Regions from separate parts of the Homo sapiens genome. Here region 1 is linked to region 2. A link is a contact called in ENCODE Hi-C or POLR2A ChIA-PET data. All regions are on one chromosome and are shown on one strand. The core of a region is the stretch at or near the end of the contact, and the rest is flanking DNA. Distances in the headings are between cores, read along the strand shown. Region 1 holds the start of IL26 (interleukin 26). Region 2 holds the start of LINC02384 (long intergenic non-protein coding RNA 2384).

Region 1 (3,819 bases), core at 1,086-3,585, 230 kb before region 2:
TTTTAGGTTATAACTGTCGCTATGTGTTCTCTAGCTATTTGGGTCAACAAAACCAAATTAGTAATGAAAACCTGACATGGATTTGGGGGTTCTGACCAGACACTCTGTACTGTATCAGGCAAGGATTTAACAATGCAACTTAAATTTAAGAGACTATTTATAGTTACACATGTACTTTCTTCATAAGGTTGTCTTATAGGTTTAAGCATAGAACAAAATTTCAGGCACCAGAACTGGCCCAGAGAATTCTCCCTGTGTTTTGCAAAGAGGTATCAATTTGTAATTTCTTTTTATCAGTGTTGTAATTTTAATAAAATATGAGAGTTTATAAAAAAACATGCAATCCAAACCTAAGTAAGGGTATAACAAACACAAACTAAGCAAAGAAATAGAGAACTTAAATTTGGTGGTTTTTTTTTTTTTTTTTTGCTTGTTTTTTTCTTTTTAACCTAGCCGATCTACTCACACTCATAAAATGCCTCATGTACTCTGGGCTGAAATTTGGGTTACGGAGCACTTTAGTTGACCACAAGAAAAAAACATCTTAACTCTTAAAAAATAAACACCCCCCCCCTCTAATGGCCCAGTGTTTAAGTCTCAGTGACCATGATGCCCAGGATGAAGAGCTCCTTTCCAACTGGCTTCCCAAGGATTGCAATAAGGCTCCCAACCCAACCTTTGTACCATCTGCAAGCTACAACTGCAGGAGGCTGGAGAAAGCATACTTGGACCCCAACCAAGGGCACAGAAAAGCTTCAATATTCCCCACAGAGGCAACTCGACTAACATTGCACAGATTCTGGCTCAGTGTTTTTGTTTTGTTTTGTTTTGTTTTGTTTTGTTTTGTTTTGTTTTGTTTTCTGCACTGGTCTTTATTGCTGTGGAATTTTTCATAGAAATGTGATCACTTTTACCTTCTTAATTAATTCTCCACTGCTTGCTATGACAGTGACCATACTGAGGCATCAAATAATTTAGGTACCAAAGAAGGCATGTCTATCCCTTTTTAAGTTTTTTACTGAGATTATGCCTTAAAAGGGGCACAAATATTTTTTTAAAAACATAAGTAAATAAGAAAAAGGGCATCAGTTAGTTATTATTGTTATGGGAAAGAAGGAAGGAAGGAAAGAGAGAGAGAAAGAAAGAAAAGGAAGTAAAGAAAGAAGGAAGGAAGGAAAAGAAAGAAAGAGAGAGGGAGGGAAGGAGGGTGGAGGAAGAGAAAGGGGAGAGGGAGGGAGGGAGAGGGAAGGAAGGGAGGGAGGGAGGGAAGAAGGGAGAGAGGGAGAGAGGGAGGAAGGGAGAGAAAGAGAGACTTAGAATAGTGTTTGGCACAAAGTTGGTACTCAAGAAATATTAAATGGATGAATGGATTACTTGGGAATCACATAATGAGAGAATGATTTTAAAGTATTTATTTGAAAACCATGTCATGTTACTTTAGCTCTCTTCAGTGTGTTTTATGAGCCATTCTTTAAGAAATAATAAATAGCAGCATTCTGAGTAATGTACAGTTATTTAATGCTATTTCCCTGGTGATGACCTCTCCATTTGGACTACAAGCCAACAATTACAAAGCTCGTTTTACTCACCCTTTGGTGTGAGACAGATTCTTACATGCTGACTTCTAAACAGGTTTCTAGGATCAAATGCACAGTATTTGTTGTGTATACTTACACAGTGGCTCAATTTCTGCCTAAGGCTATGAAAGTCCTCCACAAAGCGTATTTTCTTGCAGCCTTGCAATTGCAGTTGACCAAAAACGTCTTCCATGAAGAAGGACAGAAGCTGTTCTTGAAATTGACAGTTTTTCTAAAAATAAGATACAAGAAATTGCATATGGTAAATTATGAATCGTTTTTTAATGTCCCCCGATCATTACTTAATTACTCTCTGAAAAAAATTTAAATGCAGGGGGAAATAAACATCAAATAAGTGGAAATGTAAAAAAGAAGAAGACTTTCTGACTTACCATAAACTGCTTTTTTGTTTTCTTTTTTAATAATCGTATATTTTTTATGCGGTCTTCCTACAATAATACAAAGAGAAATAAGTTGTATCCAAGATTGTAAATGTCCTTGAGGTCATGATTTTAAGCAGAGCCTAATACTTACTGGAATCGTTGCTTTGAGCCATGCTGCTTTGATATAGAGAGCGTCAACAGCTTGGGACAATGTTCCCCTTGGGTAACAACTTTTGGTGAAGGAAGATTGCTTGTGCTTGGCAATGGCAAGAGACAGAGTGACTAACAGCAACCCACACCTCAAAATGAAATTCACCAGCATTTCCCTTCACCCCACTCAGCGTGTGTCACTCACAGCAGCCCAAGAGATACTAATGCCGGTTAGATGAGAGGATAACCTACTTAATGTAGCCCTCAAAGCCACCAGTCCAATGAGGTGCTGTGAAAGATAATTTACAGTTTATATAGAGGAAGATCACTTTGGTTGTTCTATTTTTTTAAGAGCTTGCTTCATAGTCAAAAAACGCTGATCACACCATCAACTGACATTATTTAAAAGCTCAGCCTTACTGGTAAGATTGCGTTCTCATTTCCAAAAGAATTCAGAATTTCAGTTGCCTATCACAGCAGCTTGCATTATTTTAAAAGGCATGCCAATAAAAACAGGATGATTTCCAGGGGGCTGTGTCATAATTTTTTAAACCCCATGTGAAAAATCTCCTTTTCTAACCAGAATCCCAGAAAAAATTTAACAAGGGGGTAGAAATGGGCAGCCCCAGGAAATCTGCTCACGATTCAAATGGGTCTTGTGTTTATTGCTTGCCACATCCTTCACCCAGCTTCCCCCAGAGGCCATTATTCTGCAGATAGCAGCGAGAACATTTCCAGTGCAGAAACAGTAACTCCCCTTAACATATTCAAGATATGTTTGGAACTGGACCTGGGACTAAGGTCCACAATGTAATAAGTTCTCTGTCATCTCTGTCCAAATTTACCACTCAGACTTTCCTTATAACTCCCAACTTCCAGGAGAGTGCAAATTCCTTGAAGAAAGAGACCGTATATTTTCACCTTTGAATACAGCATCTACCATGGCACCTCATCTAAAGAAGTGCATCCATTATTAATTGAGTAAATACTTTTGTCACATCATGACGTGCTACCATAACTGCTTTATTTTTTAAATTTCTTCCATTCACACATTTTTATTAAAGACTTGCCTACACAAAAACCAGTGCTAGGTATGAGGGAGCCACCAAGGAGGATTCTCCATAAACTCCCATCCTCATTTCTGTCCCAGTTCTTCCTAGACAGTAAATATGGCTCATTCTGGGTAGCAGCCCCAATATAAGAAGAGGGCAGCCCAGAGTCATATTCTGAGAAGCAGAGATAGGTCACTAAAGCCTAGAATGAATAGAGTTAATGTGTATCAGGGATAAGTCAACACTAGAAATCTGGTTGTGAGTTAAGAGAGTCATCAAAACTAGTCAGTCAATAACAAGCATCAGAACCCAAGACTAAATTCCAAATGAAAGCAAGCAGGGCTGTCAAAAAAACAAAAAAAAAACAAAAAAAAAACAAAAAAAAAACAACCAAGAAGAAAAAGGGAAAATAAGAAAAATGCTTGGACTGATGTCTGCTGTTTCAAAACATGAGTGGATCTCTTGGAAGAATCCAAGCCTTATTTCCCCAGGAGCAAGATCACTGGTAACGACACACCCTATCAATTGAGATGAGAACTATTCACAAAAAAACTATAGCAGAAGTCAGCTGACTGGGAGTGCTGAGTGAAGTTCACTGAAATTTTATGAAATTCAGAAAAAGAAAGAAGTCGTTTCAGTTGGGAGTGGCTGAAAGGA
Region 2 (4,164 bases), core at 1,073-3,572:
CCAATTTTTGCAAGAGACTCTCCCTTGTAGACCACCCTAGTCAGAAACATACTAGAAAAGGAGCTCTGGGGGATGTGATTTATCCAAGCCAAAGCAGACACACCACGAAACCATCACAGGTCACATCATATAACTACCTCTTTAACCTTGAATGAAAGAAATTAATAAAAGAAACCAGTGATATTCAGAAGTAAGGGGAACCACTTTGTTATAGAAATAGTGCTGATTCTGCAGATGCAAAGGAAAAGAACAAATCTGGATAGGAGGGCAGAGCTAACAACCTTAGAGGAGCATGCTTCCAAGAAGTAGAGGAGGTATAGGGGAGCTCTCAGAGCAAACATGGAAGTGATAAGCATGTATTCCTATCAAAGATGGGGAAACTTCATTCCAAGACAAGCTGGAATGTTGGTGTTTACCAATAAACGCTTGTTAAATGAACTGATAAATCAATGAACCAATGAATAAATGCTGCCTTAAGCTTAAGCCCTGTGCTAAACTACAGAGGTATGGTGATATCTTAGTCTGTTCAGGCTACTATAACAAAATACCTTAAATGGGTAATTTATAAATAACAGAAATGTATTGCTTACAGTTCTGGAGAGTGGAAAGTCTAGGATCAAGGTAACAGCAGACTTGGTGTCTGGACTTGCTCTATGCTTCAAAACTGGTGCCTTCTTGTTATATTACCAAATGGCAGTAAGGGCAAGGCACCTCTTTTAAGAGGGCACTGTGATGGTTAATACTGAGTGTCAATTTGATTGGATTGAAGGATGCAAAGGATTAATCCTGGGTGTGTCTGTGAGGGTGTTGCCAAAGGAGATTAACATTTGAGTCAGTGGGCTGGGAAAGGTAGACCCACCCTTAATCTGGGTGGGCACCATCTAATCAGCTGCCAGTGTGGCCAGAATATAAAGCAGGCAGAAAAATGTGAAAAGGCTAGACTGACCTAGCCTCCCAGCCTAAATCTTTCTCCACTGCTGGATGTTTCCTGCCTTTGAACATTGAATTCCAAGTTCTTCAGCTTTGGCACTTGGACTGGCTTCCTCGTTCCTCAGCTTGCAGACAGCCTGGTATGGGACCTCATGATCGTATAAGTTAATACTACTTAACAAACTCATATATATATATATATATATATATATATATATATATATATGAATGTGTTTTATATATATATATATGAATGTGTTTTATATATATATATGAATGTGTTTTTTATATATATATATATATCCTATTACATATCCTTAACAAACTCATATATATATATATATATATATATATATATATATATGAGTTTGTTTTATATATATATATCCTATTAGTTCTGTCCCTCTAGAGAACCCTGACTAACACAGGCACTGATCCATGACTTAATCACTTCCCAAAAGGACTCACCTCTTCATACTATCACATTGGGTATTAGTTCCAACATATGAATTTGAGGGGGACACTAACATTTAGACAATAGCAGGTGGTAAAAAAGACACATTGTCCTCACCTTATGGAGGTTCCCTAAGGGTGGAAGGGATGGAAGATATACAAGGATTAAACAGTTCAAGCTACAGGACAAGGGTTGTCTTAAGAAAGATGGCTTGACTGAGAGAAAGCAAATTGGTGTTCTTCAGTCTTTTCATGGGTGCTAGATACTTCCTTGTTGCCATTTCTGCATTGCCAGAGCCACACACACACACACACAGAACACAATAGACTTTGTACAGCTTCCAGTGCAAAATTAGAAACCAGAGCTCAATATCTAGTTGACAGTGACAATATGGTTATTAGAAAAGCCTAAGTATGACATGTCTTGAATAATCAATGATTGAATCATGTGCCTTTAAGCTTAGCTTATGCCAAATGCCTCCAGGAAAGGTTATTTAAAAAAAAAAAAACTCAGAATGTGCTCACTGGCTTACAGTGATTGAGTTATGCTGTGGGCCATGGTAACTTCTCTGCAGTGCTCAAAATAGATGAAGGGCAGATCAGTCACCCTGGGGAATTTTATCTGCCTCATTTATGCATCCAGAGATGCTGCTTACATAAAGCCGAAATAAGCACAACCAAAAGGCACCAAGGAAGACGAATAAAAGGTGACGATTCAAATAGAAACCAAGAAAACAAGAAAGCAATCAACAGCAAAGATCAGGACCAGTCCCTGTTGTAAAGATCTGAGTAAGAATTCGGCCTGTGAAGATGGTACAGTACCTTTAACTTTCTGATATCTTCTAAGAGGCAGATTTAGAAACCTCTTCCTGGAGAAAGCCACAGCCTCCAGCTGTTCTTGTTCTACACATTCAGGCATGGACCCTTGCCACAGCCTCTCAAGGATTCACACTTCACACTGGCAGAGCACTCTCTCACTCCTCCTGGAGATACTGGCTCCTTCTTGACCTGCAGGCAGAGCACCAGAACCATGTAAAAATGTGACTCAGGCAACTCACAGATAAGCAAAGACCTCCAGGCAGAGCACCAGAAAGTCAATCAAGAACCATGCAAAAATGTGACTCAAGCAACTCAGAGTTAGGCAAAGAAACTGAAAGTTTCAAGAGTTCCCCTTGGCCAAGTTTACACCAAAACATTTTTATTATGCGAGTAGTTTTTAAAGGAAATCATTCATCATAAGTTTGCAGAAAAGGTCTGCTCCTTGTCTCCAGTTGCCTTGGAGATCGTCAAGGGGTGGCTGGAGGTGAATCTAAGAGACTGGAAATTCAGTTCATGGTCAAATCCATCAGTGTTTTAAAACATTCTAAAAAACCCAACAGCACCATCTGTAAGGACTGCATCATTTGCGAAATTTCTTGCTAAATCAGCTGGCCAAATGCAAAGCCAATTGCTTTGGCTTCCGTACAACACCATGCTGCAGCCAGGAAGTATTTTAAGTGGATAATGAGTAGTCTCTTCTCTCAATGAATACGTTCAAATAACATCGACTGCCTGTAATATGCAAAGTTCCTAGTCAAGGCTGCCTTAGGAATTCCTGCCCCTTAACTTAACGCTTTAATCTTTATCAGGGAAAATATCCCTCTTCTCTAGTGATGTTTAAGAAATCAATTCCCTGGCAATGGCCCAATACACTTTCCAGCTCATACACAGACATGTAAAACTGCACACACAGAGAAACACCCAAATGCACACCATTCGTACTAGTTCTGAGATATGCAAGGCTTACACCCTGCATCCAAGAATGGCTGCCAAGTTTTTCCTTTATTTAGTTATAATACCTCCTCTAAAATTATTTGGGGACCCAAAATGGCCTTTTTGTGTGAGGAAACACACATAAGAAATACCTCTCTGCCTTTTTCCCTTGAAAAATATAGTTATCTATGGAAAATCTGTGTGCTCTCTCTCTTTGTCTCTCAGATAAAAGTGGCAAAGCAGATGGAAGCTCCTTCTGTGAAGAAATCAAATTCTATACTCCTTATATCCAACCTCCATTACTCTATTTTTGTCATTTAAGTTATATAGTAGATATGTAATAAATGCTTCATTATTTCACTTATTAAGTTGGCTTCTCCCTCAAGGTACTTTAGAACTTTGGTACCCAACAGCAGCTCTGGGATCATGAGCTTATCAGAAATGCAGACACTCTGGTCCCATCCTAGCCCCCCCTCGAATCAGAATCTGCATTTTAACAAGATTTCTAGGAGATGTGTAAGCACATTAAGGTTTGAGAAGCACTGTTTTGGGACACACCTTGATTCTCTTTTTTTTTTTTTTTTTTTTAGTTTTGGTTTCTTTTTTTAGACTTAGGGAATACAAGTACAGTTTTGTTACATGGATATATTGTGTAGTGGTGAAGTCTGGGCTCTTTGTGTACCCATCACCCAAATACTGTACATTGCACCCAACAGGTAATTTCTCATCCCTCATCCCCACTCCCACCCCACCCTCTTATCTTTTGGAGTTTCCAATATCTATTATTCCACTCTGTATGTTCATTACACCTTGATTTTTACACTGTTACTGTTAGTCTAGTAAGTTCTCTCACTCCGCAAAGATCATGTCTTGCCATGGGGGACACTTTTCTAGAGGATAGTAATTATGAGCTGATGCTTTTGGGCACTAACCATGTGCCAGGAGTGGAGAGGGCACATAGTTAACATGAGAAAGATTTACTCAGTTAGTAAAAGGTGGAGGCAAGTTGGAACTCAATCTGGCATCTGG

The links. A loop is a pair of places that touch in the nucleus more often than their neighbours do. ChIA-PET counts read pairs that join two places held with the same protein, here RNA polymerase II (POLR2A). Pooled maps may share reads with other maps.
Region 1: a loop to region 2 is called in a pooled map, with 4 times the contacts of the local background. The contact joins the promoter of IL26 here to the promoter of LINC02384 in region 2. A Hi-C loop is called at or near these places in 1 of 168 maps with a recorded cell type or tissue (naive thymus-derived CD4-positive, alpha-beta T cell), 3 of 37 single-sample maps with no recorded cell type and 5 of 50 pooled maps. POLR2A ChIA-PET finds 5 or more read pairs at or near these places in 2 of 52 experiments (AG04449 and T-cell).

Annotation. Positions count from the first base shown.
Region 1 is chr12:68,223,475-68,227,293 of GRCh38, forward strand. It overlaps IL26 (interleukin 26), which reads right to left and starts at 2,336. Exons shown (of 5, transcript NM_018402.2): 1 at 2,112-2,336; 2 at 1,970-2,026; 3 at 1,675-1,809. The coding sequence starts at 2,282.
Region 2 is chr12:68,449,162-68,453,325 of GRCh38, forward strand. It overlaps LINC02384 (long intergenic non-protein coding RNA 2384), which reads right to left and starts at 2,323. Exons shown (of 4, transcript NR_120458.1): 1 at 2,206-2,323. RefSeq lists enhancers at 2,182-2,511, 2,572-2,711.